2 separate regions of the Mus musculus genome follow, and region 2 is linked to region 1. A link is a loop called in an ENCODE intact Hi-C map of the cell type or tissue named here. Cell type or tissue: heart. All regions are shown on one strand. Each heading gives the region's core, and the rest is flanking DNA. Links, peaks and the distances in the headings are about the cores only.

Region 1 (8,335 bases), core at 315-8,314:
CCCATAGCCACCGTCAGTTTCTCATGTCAAAAGAGCCCAGACGGATGGCATCAGCTCTGCCCTCCAGTCCATACCAATTGGTCTCACCCTAGTTTGTTTATTGCTACACAATGAGTCTATTTATCTCAGGACCTACACTCCCTCTTTCTCCTTTAGATTCATGGGCATTGTTAAATGTTGTCCTTTTCAGGGAAGCCTTACAAAGACACCCTTGACCCTGACTGTGCTCAGCATAACTTCACAGTTTCAGCAAATCAGAAGACATCCCCCACCCCATCCCCCAAAGAAGACCACAGGAGCCTTGGTGTTCTTAGGGCCTCCTCGATGTGCAGAACTGGTCTCACCAGCCTCTTGATGTGGCAAGAATCAGACAGACATGGGTCCCAGCTCTGTCATTTGTTAGCTATGTGACCTTGGGCAATGCATCCGCCCTTTCTGGCTGTCAAAACTCTTATCTAAAAACCAAAAACCAAACAAGAGATACAAACCGCAAGGAACGGATCCAAGGCTAGTGGCCGGAGTCTGGTGTGGTTATTATAGAGCAAAGAGGGATCAAAGGTGTGCAGCCGACACTTAATATGCACACGCACACACACACACACACACACACACACACACACACACACACACACACACACCACTGCTGCCTGCTGTGGATATTGACACTCTGCAGAGACAAGATCAGCCATGCATTTGCTCATACGAGGATTCCTATCATTATTTCAATTTCCTGCAAAGAGCAGGAGCAGACAGCTTGGACAAGAGAGCTGTAGGGTGGCCACTGAAGGCCCATTATGCAGTCTAGGGATGTAGGTCAGTTGGTAGACTGCTTGCTTGCTGTGCGCAAAGCCCTGCAATCAATCCTCAGTGTGCCATGACGAGTTTGGGGATGTGCATTAGTGGTCCCAGAACTCAGGAGGTAGAGATGGGAGGATCAGAAGCTTAAGGTTATCTTTGGCTACATAGAGAGTCTGGGGCCATCCTAGGCTACATGAGACCCTGTCTCAAAAGAAATAAATGGGTCAAGAGTTGTGGTGTATTCCTTTAACTCAGCAATTGGATGGCAGGACAGGTACATCTCTGTGAGTTCAAGGCCAGCCTGTTCTATGTAAAGAGTTCGGGGATGCCAGGATTGTAGAACGAGACCTGTTTTAAAGTTAAGAAAGAAAGGGAGAGAGAGGGAGAGGGGGAGAGAGAGAGAAGTGAATTAAGAGACAGTCTCTATGATTTTTTTTTTTGAGATAGGGTCTTTCTATATAGTCAGTCCTAGTGGTACTGGAGCTTGGTATGTAAACCAGGCTGGGTCTCAAACATACAGAGATCCTCCTGTCTCTGCCTTGCAAGTACTGGGATTAAAGGCATGTGCCACCATGCCTGGACCTTTAGGGGCTTTAGCCACCATGAGTTTATAATACATTAGGTACAGGAGGGAAGAGAAAACCACTTGCACTGTGTATGCCCACGTGAAAAAGAGTCCACAGGCTTTTGTTTGTCTTGCTACCAAAAAGGACCAAGCTACAATCACCCCTCTCACCTGGACCTCTCACCCACCCCTGCTCTAACACCCTCCTCTCTATGGATACCAGCTCTAAGAATGCCAGCAGCATCCTCCTCTCTATGCTCCTCTGTCACAGTGTAATAAAAACCCAACTTCCACTTCCTTGAAAGGCTTATATAGGATGTGATCCTATAGGATGTGTGCCATCTCCCGTCTTCCCATTCCTCACTCTGTCCAAGTCTACTGTTTCTCTGTTCCTTAAGCAGGTCAACCATTCAAGTCTCAGAGCCTTCGCAATAGCTGTCCCCTCAGCCTGAAGTCCTCCAAGTGGCTACTATCTTTTGAATACTGTAGCCTCGGCTCACCAATGGGGGATAGGTTGCAAGATCCGCAGAGGGAGTCTAAAGCATCAGACAGCACCAAATCCTATGTGTGTTTTTCCTATCTCTCCATAGGAATAATTTACAAAGAGACTGATAATAACCATTAATAAGATCGAACAAATGTCACAGTATACTGTGATCAAAGCTGCAGAACGGTGGGCTCCCTCAGAATGGCTGCCAAGGGATCAGCAGGTAGGTGGCACAGCCACACAGCATGGGCACACTGTGTGGGAGCATGGGCCATGAGCTGGCATTGTGTGACATTTTTTTCATGTTCCTCAGAATAATACCCAATGCAAACATTGTAAGTTGTCTATTCCTAGAATGTTATGTTGCATTTCTTTCACAGCCGACCTTTAACTGGCTACAGAAAGTGAGGTGGAGAGCGGGCAGGTAAGTGAGCCGGAAAGCAGGTCTCTGTCCCAGTTGTGAATTCTCAGAGACCTTTCTCATCACGTCCCTACCACGGCAACCCTGGTCATTCCACACTACATTACTTTCATCTTTGTATTTTCTACTTTCTACAATTACCAGTGTTTGGGTGTCTGTCTCATCACCACATGCCTCCAGGTGCCAAGAACACAGCCTGGTGCACAGCAGGTACACAGCCCTGTCTGTTAATTGACCTACCCCTTCATCTTGCCATGGAAGCAAAACCTGATGACGTCAAGGTCAAAGTCTCTGTTCATATTAGAGTGTCTAATATGTGAGTGTCTAGACAGTCCTTTTTATTTTTGGCATTTTTGGCAAAGTGACTTTCTGCTGGAATTTAACAAAACCAGACAACGCCTGTCTCCCTAGAACCTGCTCCTTGGAAATAGGGCCACCTCTCCTTGAAGCTACAGAGACTCTGGTTGCCCGGCTTCTGTGTAATAGAGAGACAGAGATAAGACAAAGAGCTTACAAATCCCTCTGGAATAGCCTGATGCCTGAAAGAGAGGCGTGGTGCGGTCCTGGAGCCTTCACCCAGAGGCAGCCTTAGCTAGAAACGTGCCTAGACACATGGACTGATTCAGACAGGAGCCAAGCAGGGCGCACTGACCCAACCAGTGCTAGGAATCTTAAAAACCAGACTGAAGGAAATCTAGGGTAGAATATAGGGGGACAGGAAGGGCCTTTCCTTATTTTCCTTAACCCAACAGTTTCTCATTTTTGTCCCCAAACTGGGACAGAATTCAGGGCCTTGAACCTGTTGAGCTACGCACTCCTGGCCTCTACAAAGAGTCCTAACCCACTAGGAGTTAAATGCTCCGATTGAGGCGCAGAGGGGAGAGAGAAGAGGTGACCCCTCTTCTCAATCAAGGTTGTAATAACATCTGTGCCCCAAAAGGTTAAGAACGTGGTTGTGGAAGGCACATAATTAGGCTAACTAGTCACCATCCTAAACATGACCCAAAACTGCCACAGTCACGAGAAAGGAAAAGTGTTCCACCATCCAAAGAAAACAAAGCTACTTCCAACAGGAATTGGCTGTCATAGTCTCTGCACTCGGAAAAAAAAAAAAAAAATCAACAGAGTATCCGCCCAGCCTGCCCAAGGCCCATCCCTTCCATCCCTTAAGCACAGGTCTCCAGGGAAGGCAGTGTTCCTTTGTTTTCCAGTCTGTGGGCAACTGGCTGGGCGTGGAGCCAGAGGTGAGGGACCTGTGTGGAAGAGAATCCTGCAGGGTGCTGAGCCTTGCAGGCTAGAAGCTGCCCACGGGTGGGCTCGGGCTTTGCCTGGACAGAGATACCCAAGAGCCCACAGAACAGGGGGGACAATGCGTCTGCTGCAGAGGCAGCGCCCTGGCCTGCTTTCTTCCCGCAGCTCCTGCCAGGGATCTGGGCAGCATTCCTGCCCCCGCGTTCCATCCAGCACCGCAGTCTTACTCATGGGCCTTGGTGCTTTTAGAAGTCGTTTGGGGACCTTTCAAAATTGGCACGGCCATGTTTTCTCCCTGGGGGCCCCCCTCAGCTTTCAGAAGCTGCTCTGCTACGTTGGTATACAGGGACACTCCCTTCCTCTGACCCTTCTTGGCTTTGGAAGAGGAGGACCTGGGAGGTGGCAGATGTCCCAATAAAGGCTGGAAGGAGCCCCGTGAGTGCTCGGGCGGTTGAGCCAGAGAGCTGCGCCAGCACTCGGGGTAACCTCCGGGGAGGGCGCAGTCCACACACATCCTGGCTTCCAAGAGCAGGCCTTGGGTGTCTGCCCATTATCAGACTCTCCGGCTCAACCCTAGGCTTTGAGCCCCAGAGGGGTGTCCCTCAGCGTGGAGTTGTCCTTCTGTACTTGCATTAATACACCCCCAGGGGTGCTTAGTATCCATTTCCAAGCTTCCCCATGGTCATGAAGGGCACCTTCATCACCAGGACTCACCCCAACTTACTGTGCACCGCTTAATTGGAAGGACATCTAGACGCCATGTCCAAAAGTGCACACACTCATTCCTTTCGTTAAAGTCGGCCTCTTTCAGGATCCTATTCTGTCTTCACACCCAGTGTGAAGTCACGAGGGGCTGGGACGATACACAGTCTCTTTCTTCTTCACAGGGGCTTGGCAGCCTTCTCTTCTCCACTGTAGACCTCGGGGAGTGCTTGAATGGGGCCAATGCCAACTGCCTCTGTAGATGTCAGACTCACGCATGCGCACTGTGCACTGAAGGCCCCCATTGCCTAAGCCCCTGTCCCACTGGCTGACAGGTGGGTGCCCTGATGGGTGTCCACACAGAGGAGAGGCTGAGCGGAGGACAGGATGCAGTAGGGAGCTTGCTCAATGTGGAAGCCCCCTTTGGAAGCCCTCCTCCACAGTTCTTCCTGGAGATCGCTCACACCTTGCCCCTACACCCCTTTTCAGATCAGGATAGTATTGGCTGCCCCTCCACCGACCCTGAACTGCTTCATTATGACTTGAGACAAATTTTCCCTAGACCCTCCCTACACTCTGCACTTGGTACCATCATTAAACTGCCCTTGGGGCGATCCAGTTGTTGCTTTCCAGGACCAATTCCGGGCTGGCCTGTCTTAGGTACTCCACACCCTGCTTTGAATAGGTGATTTTTTTTTTTTTTTTTACTTTAGTGCAGTACTTGCAGGGGAGTTGAATCCAGGGTCCTGAGCATCCCAGGTAAGCTCCTGTTGTCACTGAGCTATATCCCAGTCTCGAAGCATGAACGACAGAGAAGGATGGTTGAGCCCGGAGAGATGTGATGGCTCACCTATTGAGACGGCTTTTTGTAACTCCAGCACCAGGAGACCCAACACTCTCTTCTAGCCTCCTCAGGCACCCACACATGTGGGCATACCAGCACACAGACAACATACACAAAATTAAAATAGCTTTGAAAAGGAGAATGCTATCCCGGCATGGTGGTAGACAACTTTAACCCCAGCACTCAGGAGACAGAGGCAAGCAGCTCTCTGTGAGTTCAAGGCCAGCCTGGTCTAGAAAATGAGTTCTAAGACAGGCAGGGCCACATAGACAGACACTGTCTAAAAATAAAGTGTTGTGCTTCTATTCATATATCATAAAATTCACCCTTTTAAGAATACACTGTAGGAGCTGGGCATGGTGGCACACACCTTTAATCCCAGCACTTGGGAGGCAGAGGCAGGTGGATTTCTGAGTTCGAGGCCAGCCTGGTCTACAGAGTGAGTTCCAGGACAGCCAGGGATATACAGAGAAACCCTGTCTCGAAAAGCCAAAAAAAAAAAAAAAGGCCCTACAGTGTAGGGCCTTTGCTATACTTAAACAGCCATGACCACTAACTGAAGCCTTCATCCCCCTATATTCACAAGCAGTCCCTAGCAACATGACCCTTCCATCCCTGTCAAGTCCAATTTGTCCCAATCTGTGTCTGAACTTGACTATTCTGGACATGTCACATAAGTCGGATCATATTGTATGTGATTTTTTTGGTGTCTGGTTTTTCTTTCATTTAATGTCATGCTTTCAAAACTCATCCATGTATCAGTAACTCCTTAATTCTTACTGCTGAATAGTTTTCCATCATGCACATGTCCATGTGTGCACGTACATGCACACGTGTACACACACTGCATTTCATCTCTGGATACTTGAAAAGGCTACGGTGGGTATTTTATATACTTTATATGAACATCTATTTTCTTCTTTATTTTTTTTTATTCTATGTGTATGAGGTTTTTGCCTGCATGTGTGTATGTGTACCATGATCATGCTTGAGCTCCATATAGTTGTAAGCCCGCATGTAGACGCTGGAAATTGAACCTGGGTTCTCTATAAGAGCTTTAAAGTGCTGAACCATCTCTCCAGCCTCCTCGCACCCACCCCACACTGTTATTTTGAGTCAGAATCTTGCCATATACTCTAGGCTAGCCTCTAATTCATGATCCTCCTGCCTCAGCCTCCTGAGCAGTGGAGTTACAAATATATGACACTAGGCCTTGCTGAACATGTTCTCAGTACTCACGGCACATACGGAGGAGGGGAAATTGCTGGGTCACATGATCTCTCTTTGGTCATTGTTTTCAGGAAGAACCCTGTATTTTAGGTTTCTGTGTTTCCCACATCATACATAGTGTGTTCTTTCCCATGTGGCCACAGGTATTGACATCTGCATGGTGCAGTACCCATACAGATCAGGGCATGGAACAAAGGACATCTTGACAACTGCAGATCTGCCTTTAGATACACATCAGCTGATCAGACTACACAAAGGAAAACACTCATAGTAGGGCTGGGGAGATGGCTCAGTGGTTACGAAGCACTGACTGCTCTTCCAGAGGTCCTGAGTTCAATTCCCAGCAACCACATGGTAGCTCACAACCATCTGTAATGGGATCTGATGCCCTTTTCTGGTGTGTCTGAAGACAGCTATAGTGTATTTATGAATACAAATAGTGTATTCATAAACATAAAATAAATAAGCCTTTAAAAAAAGAAAGAAAAGAAAAAAAGAAAATGTTCACAGTACCATTGCTGGTTTAAAAATTGGAAACAATCCACTGTTCATTGAACATAGATTGCATAAATACCTTGTGGACTGTCCAGCAAAGAAAACTAAACGAACTGTCGCTATTCGGAAGAGCCCAGGGGGACCTCACGTAGTGTTGAAAGAACCAAATCCCAAAAGAATACGTAAGGGGTGATTTCATTCACGTTAACTTCCAAAACAAAGGAAACAGAATCATGTGGCTTAAGGTTATATGTGTAGGTGGAAAAACTATTAAAATGATTCTAAGGGGAAAAAAAAAAAAACCCAGGATATTGGTTGTCTCTGGCAGCAAGAGGGAAACTCGTGTCAGGGAAGGGCACAGGAAACATCCGTAGATCACAGCCAGTGCTCTTTGAATAATCACAGCTGGATAACACTTGCCTATTTCTTTTCTGTTCCGAAGTTTGATTTGATACTTCAAAGACTAGGCAGAACAGAGCCTAGGTCCAGGTGTCAGAGGCCTGGATTCGCCATCTAGCTGTGTGATACAAGTCAAATGACTTAATCTCTGTCTCAGATTCCATATCTCTAAAACAAGGACGATCATGACATTAGCCACTTACCCTGCGTTGCTTCCTATCTCTAGCTGCTACACTAAGGGAGTCTACTTGTGTTATCAGTAGCCATTCTGCAACTCCAAGGCTGATTGAAGCCACCTTCAGGATTAAAAAAATGTTAGAAGCTAGAGCCTGCCTAAGGATACATACAACTAGGAATGGAGCCTGGGGTCTCCACCTCTCAATGGGATGTTGCCAGTTCCAAAGGCAGCATCCCCCTCCCAGCCCCCCAATGGGAATGGCTGTCTCCACATCCCAGTCAAGGTGAGAAAACTAACCACAACTCTCAGATTTGTATCTTCTCCACTTAAGACACCAGAAAACAGAACCTAGCATGCCTAAATACAGACTACAAGAGTCACAAGGATAGGAATGGTACTGATCTAATGGGGATCAAGTGTCCACCCCTGAGCCACTCAGCTGTGGTGAAGGAGCAGAAAATGGGGCACGGACTGTGAAACTGAGTGGGAACACAGTGGTTGACTCTGAGCACACAGAAATCTAATTTTGTAAAGGAACCCGCATGGCCCTAGAACGGGTAGGGAAGGGAGCACAGAACAGACCAATGGGCATCAACTCCTCCTTAACCAAACCTCTATAATACCCACTGAGGCAATGTGAATCTACCCATTTTACAGACAGACAGACTGAAAACCCAGGGTTCTTTTGATAGTTGCTGGGGTTTTTTTGTTTTGTTTTGTTTTGTTTTTGTTTGTTTGATTGTTTGTTTGTTTTTTGAGGCAGGGTTTCTTTGTATAGTCCTGGCTATCCTGGAACTCACTCTGTAGACCAGGCTGGCCTCAAACTCAGAGTTCTGTCTGCCTCTGCCTCCTACGTGCTGGGATTAAAGGCGTGCGCCACCACCACTTGGCTGCCCACGGTTCTTTAAGAGCAGCACTGTGAATGTTTTGGGATCAGCAGTTATCTGTAAGGCTCTCATTTGCAC
Region 2 (8,335 bases), core at 37-8,036, 65 kb after region 1:
TAAAAAATTGACCAGGGGCTGGAGAGATGGCTCAGCAGGTTAGAACACTGACTGCTCTTCCAAAGGTCCTGAGTTCAAATCCCAGCAACCACATGGTGGCTCACAACCACCCATAATGAGATCTGACTTCCTCTTCTGGACTGTCTGAAGACAGCTACAGTGTACTTGTGTATAATAATAAATAAATCTTTTAAAAAAATTTTGACCAAAAGCAGGCTGGGAATATAGCTCAGTAGTAGAATGCTTACCAAGCATGGACAAAGTTCTTGATTTGATTCCCAGGAAAGGGTTTGGGGTTTCAGATTAAAAAGGAGGCTCTGAGACAGAGTGTCCTTTTAGGGATTATTAGAAGAGTTTCTAACGCCATAGAGAGACAGGTGGACATCAGCGTGGCCAGGGCTCACAGCGTCCAGACCACATGGCAGAGTGGCAGTCACAGCTTGCAATTTTATAACAAAAGGGGTGGCAAAGAGCTAGAAAAGCTCCCTGGGCTGGGGGTGGGGAAGCAGTTAAAGAGCACTAGGTGACTGATAAACATCTTTCCCGGCTGGCTGTTACTGGAGGTTAATAAAGCATGAACCTCAAAGAATCTAGAGAAACAAGTTAGTCCTAAAAATGTAAATTATCTCCATTTAACCCAAACAGAGGAACATTACAAAATGCCTTGGCTCACAGTCCTGGGTCTTGTCCTTTTTTGGGGGGGGGGGGTGGTTGGATTTTTCGAGACAGGGTTTCTCTGTGTAGCCCTGGCTGTCCTGGAACTCACTCTGTAGACCAGGCTGGCCTTGAACTCAGAAATCCACCTGCCTCTGCCTCTCAAGTGCTGGGATTAAAGGCGTGCGCCACCACCGCCCGGCCTTGTTGCTCTTTCCTAATGGACAAGGGTAGCTTCTTCATGGGAGCAGTGGGGGGACGACTGTCTCCGGTATCAGCAATTCTGGGAAAGGATGTTGTCAACATGACTTCTAGTGATGTTCTCTAAGACACAAAAGACAAGAGTAGGAAACCATGCTTTTTTAATTAGGACACAGGCAGTTTCAGTAATGAAGGTCGGCGAGCAGCCACAGAGCAGACAGAAGGCAGAGGCGCTTCAGACTCTGAGTGAAACGGTCCAAATGTCAGAGGAGCCCCCACCCATGCGAACCAATATCCATCTTCCTATGTCACATTTCCCCTAAAGAGTTGAGACCCTAAAACCACTCAGCAGATGGACCTTAAGTCAATCAGAAAACTTCTTGCTGAAACTGGGACACATAAGGATTTAGGGTGTCCACTGTCGCTGACTTCCGGGCATTAAAGGACAACCTAGGGGACCCAGATGGGCAGAGTTAGATTGCCACACGATCAGCTAAATGTGGATTAGCTGTCAGCAAGAGTAAATAAAATTAAGAACCAGCTGAGTATACAAAGTCCAAAGATTAATAGTCCCACCAGTGAGATTGTAACAGAGAAGCAAGTAACACAAGGTCCAAAGATTAATCTGGTCACTATCGAGAGTCTAAAGGATACAATCCACCCTTACTGCAAGATGCAGAGATTTAATCCCAAAGCTGTCCATCAACAAGGTGAGGGTGTTTGATGTGGTTTTGTAGACCTTGTAAAGCAAAGGAGATATTAGCAGAATTATCAGGATTTTGCAAACAATATTTCATTTACAGTTAGGAAAAGCATGAGTCTTCTCCTCTAATTACAGCTGGGGAGGCTTCAATTCTCCACCTGGTTCATCAGTAACACACAATCAAGGTTGATTTAGTGGGGAGAACCTTAAGGGCCCGATCCTTCATCTCTTTTAAAGGATACTTTAGTTTTGTAGCTGTTGTATATTTTTTAAAATAATTTCTTTATTTTTATTTTATGGATATTGATATTTTGCCTGAATGTGTGAGTTTCTCAGAACCTCAGAGTTACAAGCAGTTGCGAACTACCTTGTGGGTGCTAGGAACAGAACCCAGGTCCTTTGCAAGAGCAACAAGTGTTCTTAGCCACTGAGCTAAGAACCCTCATGAGCCCCTTTTTTTTTTTTTAACTAACGTGTCTTCAGTTGAGAATTAGTCAAGGCCTTACTGACTGAGGCTCTCCTTGGGAGCACAGCGGGCAAATCCTTTTTTGTTGACTCTCCTCTTAGCAGAATGTACAATGGTTAGCATCCAGTTTGGAGGAGTCCCAAGGCATCTCCGAACAGGAAGACAGGTGACTTACCAGAGCTTTGGCATCTTTTAAGATATGTCCTGTAGTCCTCTGGGACCTAAGAACAAGGGTTAAGTTTTGTCCCTTTTAGCCTTTCTGTCCATGCAGACACAGGCCTTCACATATGATTATCAGGTACCTAAAAGCTCGTGCAAAATCTAAGCACATTTAAATAAATGTGGCTAGGACATATATTCTTACTTTTTAAGATGGTACTCACAAATGCTACTAAAGAAAAAAATCAATAACAAGGGAATTCTATTGATTTAAGTTGAACTTTGACCTTAGATATTCTTAATAACCCTTAATTATTATACATATGTCCTGTGGTCTTATCTTTTACATACCTCATGTAATTTAGGACTTTGGTTCCTTGTTCAAGCTTCCTTAACTTTTTTTTTCTATTCTGGAAACACCCAGCCACCTTAGCTTTGGACAAAGTCTCATACAGAACTCCTCCTTTATTAAAAACATCTCTTTTAAGGATTTTTTTATTAACATGGATGTGTGAGGATGTGAACATGTGTGTGGGTGTCACTGGAGACCAGATGAAGGTGTCAGAGCCCCTCAAACCAGAGTCACAAGCGGTTGTGAGCCACCCAGCATAGGTGCTGGGACCCAACCTCAGGTCCTGAGTAAGCTCATTCAGCCACTGAGCCATCTCTCTATCTCCCACTAAAGATGCTTTCATTCCTATAGCCTTCTAACTGTCTCTTTTCTTCCTTGCTTTTCCTTGTCCTTTATTTTATTTTTAATATTATGAGACATAGTAGCATTTACATTTACCAACAGTTACATTTACCAACCTCCTTGGGAACTTACTGTTGAGCCTAATGACATCAGACTGGGCTCAGAACACTCAGCAAAGGCAGACAAAACAAACAAACAAACAAACAAACAAACAAACAAAGCCCACGTAGCCAGAAGGGAGCGTCAAGGTGGGGAGAAGAACGTTCTATCTCAGCCAGAGAAAGGCAGGTCACAGGGAAGAGGAAGAAGAACTGTGTAAGCAGCAGGAACACCAACCACTGGGGAGGAAATGTTTAGTAAAGCAAATGGGTCTGGAAAAAGAGAGAGAATGTAGACATGTCTTTGTGCCCAAACTCACAGCTGAGATCCTAGCATCTTAGGAAATCAGTGGATCGAGACAAGAGAGTAAGTTCCAAGCCCGGAGGAACACCCAACCCAGTTCTGAAATCACAGCACAGGGAACAGGGTTCTCCGAAAACGAAGGGCTTTATCAGGGGGAAGGGAGGAGGAACAGAGTTCCAAACTAGAAGCCACAAAAGAGGGGACAGAACCCTGGGTGGAGGGTAGGCTAACCAACATCTGGTCCAGTTTGAGACCTGTGCCAGGAGAGGGAGGGGCCCCCAACCCCCACCCCCATCCCCGACACACTATTAATGATATTCTACTACACTTGTAGACAGGCGCCTAGCATAACCGTCATCAGAGAGACTTCGCCCAGCAATGGATAGAAACTGATGCAGAGATGCACAGCCAAACATTGAGCGGGGCTTGGGGAATCCTATGGAAGGGGTGGTGGGGATTGAAGGAGCCAGAGGGGTCCAGGGCTCTAGGAGAAAACCTACAGAATCAACTAACCTGAGCCCATAGAGACTGAACTGCCAACCAGGGAGCATGCGTGGAATGGACCCAGACCTTCTACCTGTATGTAACGGTTGTGACGCTGGTTCTTCGTGTGGGACTCCTAAAGTGTGAGGAGCAGCTGTCTCTGACTACTTCGTCTACCTTTGGATCCCTTTCCCTCCAACTGGGCGGCTTTGTCTAGCCTCAATAGAAAAAGATGTGCCTAGTCTTCCTTCAACTTGATATGCCTCCCCTTTTGTGAGGAGAAAGGAGGAGGGCAGGAGGGGGGAGGGGGAGGGGAGGGGGGGTGAGAGGGAGTAACTTAATGAAGGAAGAGGGAGGGGGAAGAGAGAGAGAGAACAGAGAGAAAGGAGAGAGAGCCCCATCTGTAGAACAAAGCCCAAGGCTGTTGGCAGAAGGCTGCAATAGAGTCCTTGAGGGCGGGCAAAGGCTGTAAGGGCTATGACTCAGCAGTTCTAAGCCTCTCGAGTATAAATAGAAGAGTCAACGCTGGGGCAAGCCAAAGAGGAGCAGGGACCTACAAAGTCTGAGGATTTTATGATAGAGAAGGTGGTGTCTGAAAGCAAAGACAGGCAAGCCCTCACCGGGTGCCACAGATTTCCTTACGGACGATCCTTCTAAGTTGTTTCTGAGTTTTGATCATAAGAGTATTAAATCTCATAAACAGGAAGGCGATTGGTTGGCTATTTAAAAGACTAAGCTAGTCCAAGATAACTCTGGGTTTGGACCTGCAACATTTTAGCTCTCTATGCTCACTGCTGAAGTTCCCACAACACAGTCGCTATTGAAGTTCTAACACAGTCATAGCATAGAAGCATTACATTGATATCAAAATTATCAAAGACATTGGATGTTTTTAGGAGCAAAGAGCAAGGCCATGGTGGCACACACGGTGCCCTAGCTCTCAGGAGGCAGAGAGAGGCAGGCCGATCTTTGAGTTCAAGTCCAGCATGGTCTACAGAGTGAATTCCAGGACAACCGGGGATGCACAGAGAAACCCTGGGGAGAGAGGGATGGGGAGAAGAGGGAGAGAGAGAGAGAGAGAGAGAGAGAGAGAGAGAGAGAGAGAGAGAGAGAAGAAGGAGGAGGGGAGGGGGAGGGGAGGGGGGAGGGGAGGGGAGAGCAGAAAAAAGAAATATAAAAGTGGGCCTCCAGTGGCACTGCACAACTCTGAGAATTCAAGGCCAGCCTGGTCTATACAGTGAGTTCCATTGAAGTTAGGGTAACATAGTGAGACCCTGTCTCACTACAAAAAAATATCAAAGAAAAGAAATATAAAAGTACAATTTTTCTTTTGAGGCTGAAGGGTTTTTGGTTTTAGTTTTTCATTAATGAAATCACCTGATTGTCTTTACTTTTTAGAAGCTTACATGAAATGTGTTAGTGATAGATATTAATTTAATTATTGGTCTAAAGTACTAGGGATCACAGACATGATAAAATGTTTTAGAATGGACAAATTTTAAGTAGCTCTAACTTTTTTGTCCACTAAAATACGGTCCATGATGACTGTGTAGTTTTACAGGAATGTCCCAAGTATGAATAAATATTTGTAACAAGATTTTTAAACATTTGTATCTTATTTTGACTATTCAGACAGTTGCTAGCAAGCGAAGGTATTATCCAACAGGGAAGCACAGCGGAGAGCATTCGGGGAAATGTAATCACAGGCTTGAAATGTCTTATTTAGTAGAAGGAGAAAAATCAAGAGCTTTGTCTTTATAAACACGAAGTGCGAATCAATACTTGAGGAAACCTTATTTGGAGGGCAGGAGAGATGGCTCAGTGGTTAAGAACACTGACTGTTCTTCCAGAGGCCCCAGGTTCAATTCCCAGCACCCACATGGCAGTTTACAACCGTCTGTAACTCCCATTCCAGGGGACCTGATACCCTCACACAGACACACGGAGGAAAAACACCAGTGCATAAAAAAATAAATAAATCATAAGAGAGCTTTATTATTGTACATAGAGAACCAGGCATCATTTTTTTCTGTTTATAGCAGAATGTTGATCTTAGGAATTGTAATTAAGTTAATTCCAAAGCCAGAAAAAAGAAGAAGAAAAGAAAAAGGAAAGAAAAATTGAAAGCCATACAGTGAAGTCTCTTTGTCACCTTTTACCCAGTTTCCCTTTCCACTCACCCGGTCCAGACTGTCATACATGGGCTCTGTGTTTCTTTCCTAAGCTTCTTAATGCAATGAAAGTAAATACAAGAATGCTTACTTTAGGACCTTTAGTTAGGAAAGACAGTGAACATTGCACAGTCTGGATGGTGTTTTTGGTTTTGTTTGTTTTTTTTTTTTCCTTACCTTAGAAATGTTTCGATAGAGCTGGGGGGGGGGGGCGTATATCTCCATCATAGAGCATATATGTCTAGCACACATGAGGTATGAATTCCTGGCCCAACATGCACACCCAAGTGCTTCCCTGCTGATGCAGAGACAATGCCTGGTTCAATGACCCAGAAGCACAGCTTTGCATGATTCTAGTGCTCGTAGTCCTTGTAAATCTACCCTAACTTATATCCTACTGATTGTCATTTGGGTTGCTTCCAGTCTTTTGCAAGCACGAATGAGACTGAAGTTAGTGACCTTGATCTTACATCATTATGCAATGCACAAAAAGAAAACCTCTGGGTCAAAGGCATAAGCATTCGCTGTGTTAGCAATCACCAAGATGAAGCCTCAGTGACAGTGCGTTTAAGCAAGTTCGCACAGCCTGACACGCAGAATACTAATGTTTTTGAGTTACCCTAATCTTACATTTTAAAAATTTGTAAGTGAATATTAAGGCATATTAGTTTTTTTTTTTTTTTTTTAAAGATTTATTTATTAATATATGTAAGTACACTGTAGCTGTCTTCAGACACACCAGAAGAGGGAGTCAGATCTTGTTACGGATGGTTGTGAGCCACCATGTGGTTGCTGGGATTTGAACTCTGGACCTTCAGAAGAGCAGTCGGGTGCTCTTACCCACTGAGCCATCTCACCAGCCCGGCATATTAGTTTTGTGTGTTTCTTTTCTAAGCTTAATGCAAATGCTAGAAAACACAAATACACTCATTTTATGACTTTTTGTTAGAAAAGCATAATGAGAAACATACAATCTATGCCATGGTTTTTTGTTTGTTTGTTTGTTTTGTTTTGTTTTGTTTTACTTAATGACTTAGCTTAGAAATGTTTCGATAGAGCTGAGGACATAGCTCCATGATACAGGATTTTCATGTAGAGTTTGTGTGTTTGTCTGTCTGTTTGTTTTTGCAATAAGATCTTGCTGTATATTCCAGGCAGTGATAAGCCTTAGTTACCCAAGGGCCTGGATCTATACCATCATCTATACCATTAGGCCTGGCTCATGAGCCAATTTTAGAGGATAGCTACCTACCTTACCCCAACCTCACATACATTTATTCTGTCTCAGGTCCAACGTCAACACCTAAATGAAGCCACGACTTGCCACCTCCTCTTAGTAGCTCTCCTGTCTTTCTCTAATATATCCTTCTGTCCCCACCCCCACCCCACCTCCTGGAGCCCCTGACCACAAGATATCTTCTTCTGACTTGATGTGGATCCTCAGTGTCTCAGTCGGTGCTTGGTGCACAGTAGGTGCTTAACTACTTCCTAGGTCTGTAAATGAGCAGGTTTTGGAAGGCAGCAAACTGTCTAAAGAGGGGTTTTGTGATGATGGCGTGTGAGAAAAGAGTTTGACCTTGGGAGTAGCTTAAAAATTGCCTACAGACGGCCCCAAACTTTGATCCTTTATTCTCAAAGCGTTTCAACCTCGTAACTTTTTAGCCGTGGACATGAGACCCACCCCTGGTTAAGTTCAGGTTACGGTTGAGGCACTGAAATATTTTCTTTCATCCATAATCAGTGGATCAAGGCCTATAAATCAAATAGTTAGGACACAAAACACAAACAAGGTCATAATTTGTTTCTTCCTGCCTGCTGTTTTTCTTGGCATGAAAAAACTCGAGCTTTTCCTGACTAGGGATGGGTAATGACAATGGGGGAGGGGGGATTCATTAAAAGCAGCCAAAGAAAATGACCTTTTATTTCTTCTCTTTCTTTCCCCCTATTGTCCCAACTCACATTAGGAAACACATTGAATCAAGTAACTCTCCCGCTGATAAGGAATTTTCTTCAACTCTTTGTTCACTCACGAGTTCCCATGATGGGATTCTTGAAGCCAGAGAGGCCCTGGGAAGCGTGGATGTGATGGGTAGAGAGACGTCAAAGAGTCCTGGTCTTTGTTACTCCTCTCTCTACCTTTTCTTAACACAGCTGTCTGCTAAGTTAAAAAAATTATTCCTATTCCCAAGGGGTCCTATTCCCAGGGTCTGGCCACACAAACAGGGGTCAAATATGGCTAAGGGCAACCTCTGGGAACCTCAATCCTTCTTTGGGGCCTGCCTCCATCCCCAGCCGTGGCTCTCCTGCCTGCTATGTAAAAGAGGCTGGCTTCAAGGCCTCAAACTCACATCTGCCTCTCGAGTGCTGGAATTACAGGCATGCACCACCATGCCCAGTGAAAC

The links. Peaks named below come from ENCODE experiments on the same cell type or tissue, not always from the same donor. Only the 100,000 strongest peaks of a DNase experiment are listed, where the experiment ranks them.
Region 2: it touches region 1 in a loop (2.0-fold over the local background); 1 of 42 quality-filtered maps calls a loop at or near these places.

What each region holds. Positions count from the first base shown.
Region 1 is chr8:107,201,491-107,209,825 of GRCm38, reverse strand. It overlaps 4930517G24Rik (RIKEN cDNA 4930517G24 gene), which reads right to left and starts at 4,496. Exons shown (of 3, transcript NR_166499.1): 1 at 4,237-4,496. In heart, for the core only: a CTCF peak has its summit at 4,100; DNase peaks (open chromatin) are centred at 2,885, 3,485, 3,975 and 4,515; H3K27ac peaks cover 2,048 bases.
Region 2 is chr8:107,135,850-107,144,184 of GRCm38, reverse strand. No RefSeq gene overlaps it. Among named protein-coding and RNA genes, the nearest start is that of Cyb5b, 11 kb to the left of the region's middle. In heart, for the core only: no CTCF peak of the experiment used is centred there; a DNase peak (open chromatin) is centred at 4,234; H3K4me3 peaks cover 446 bases; H3K27ac peaks cover 2,410 bases.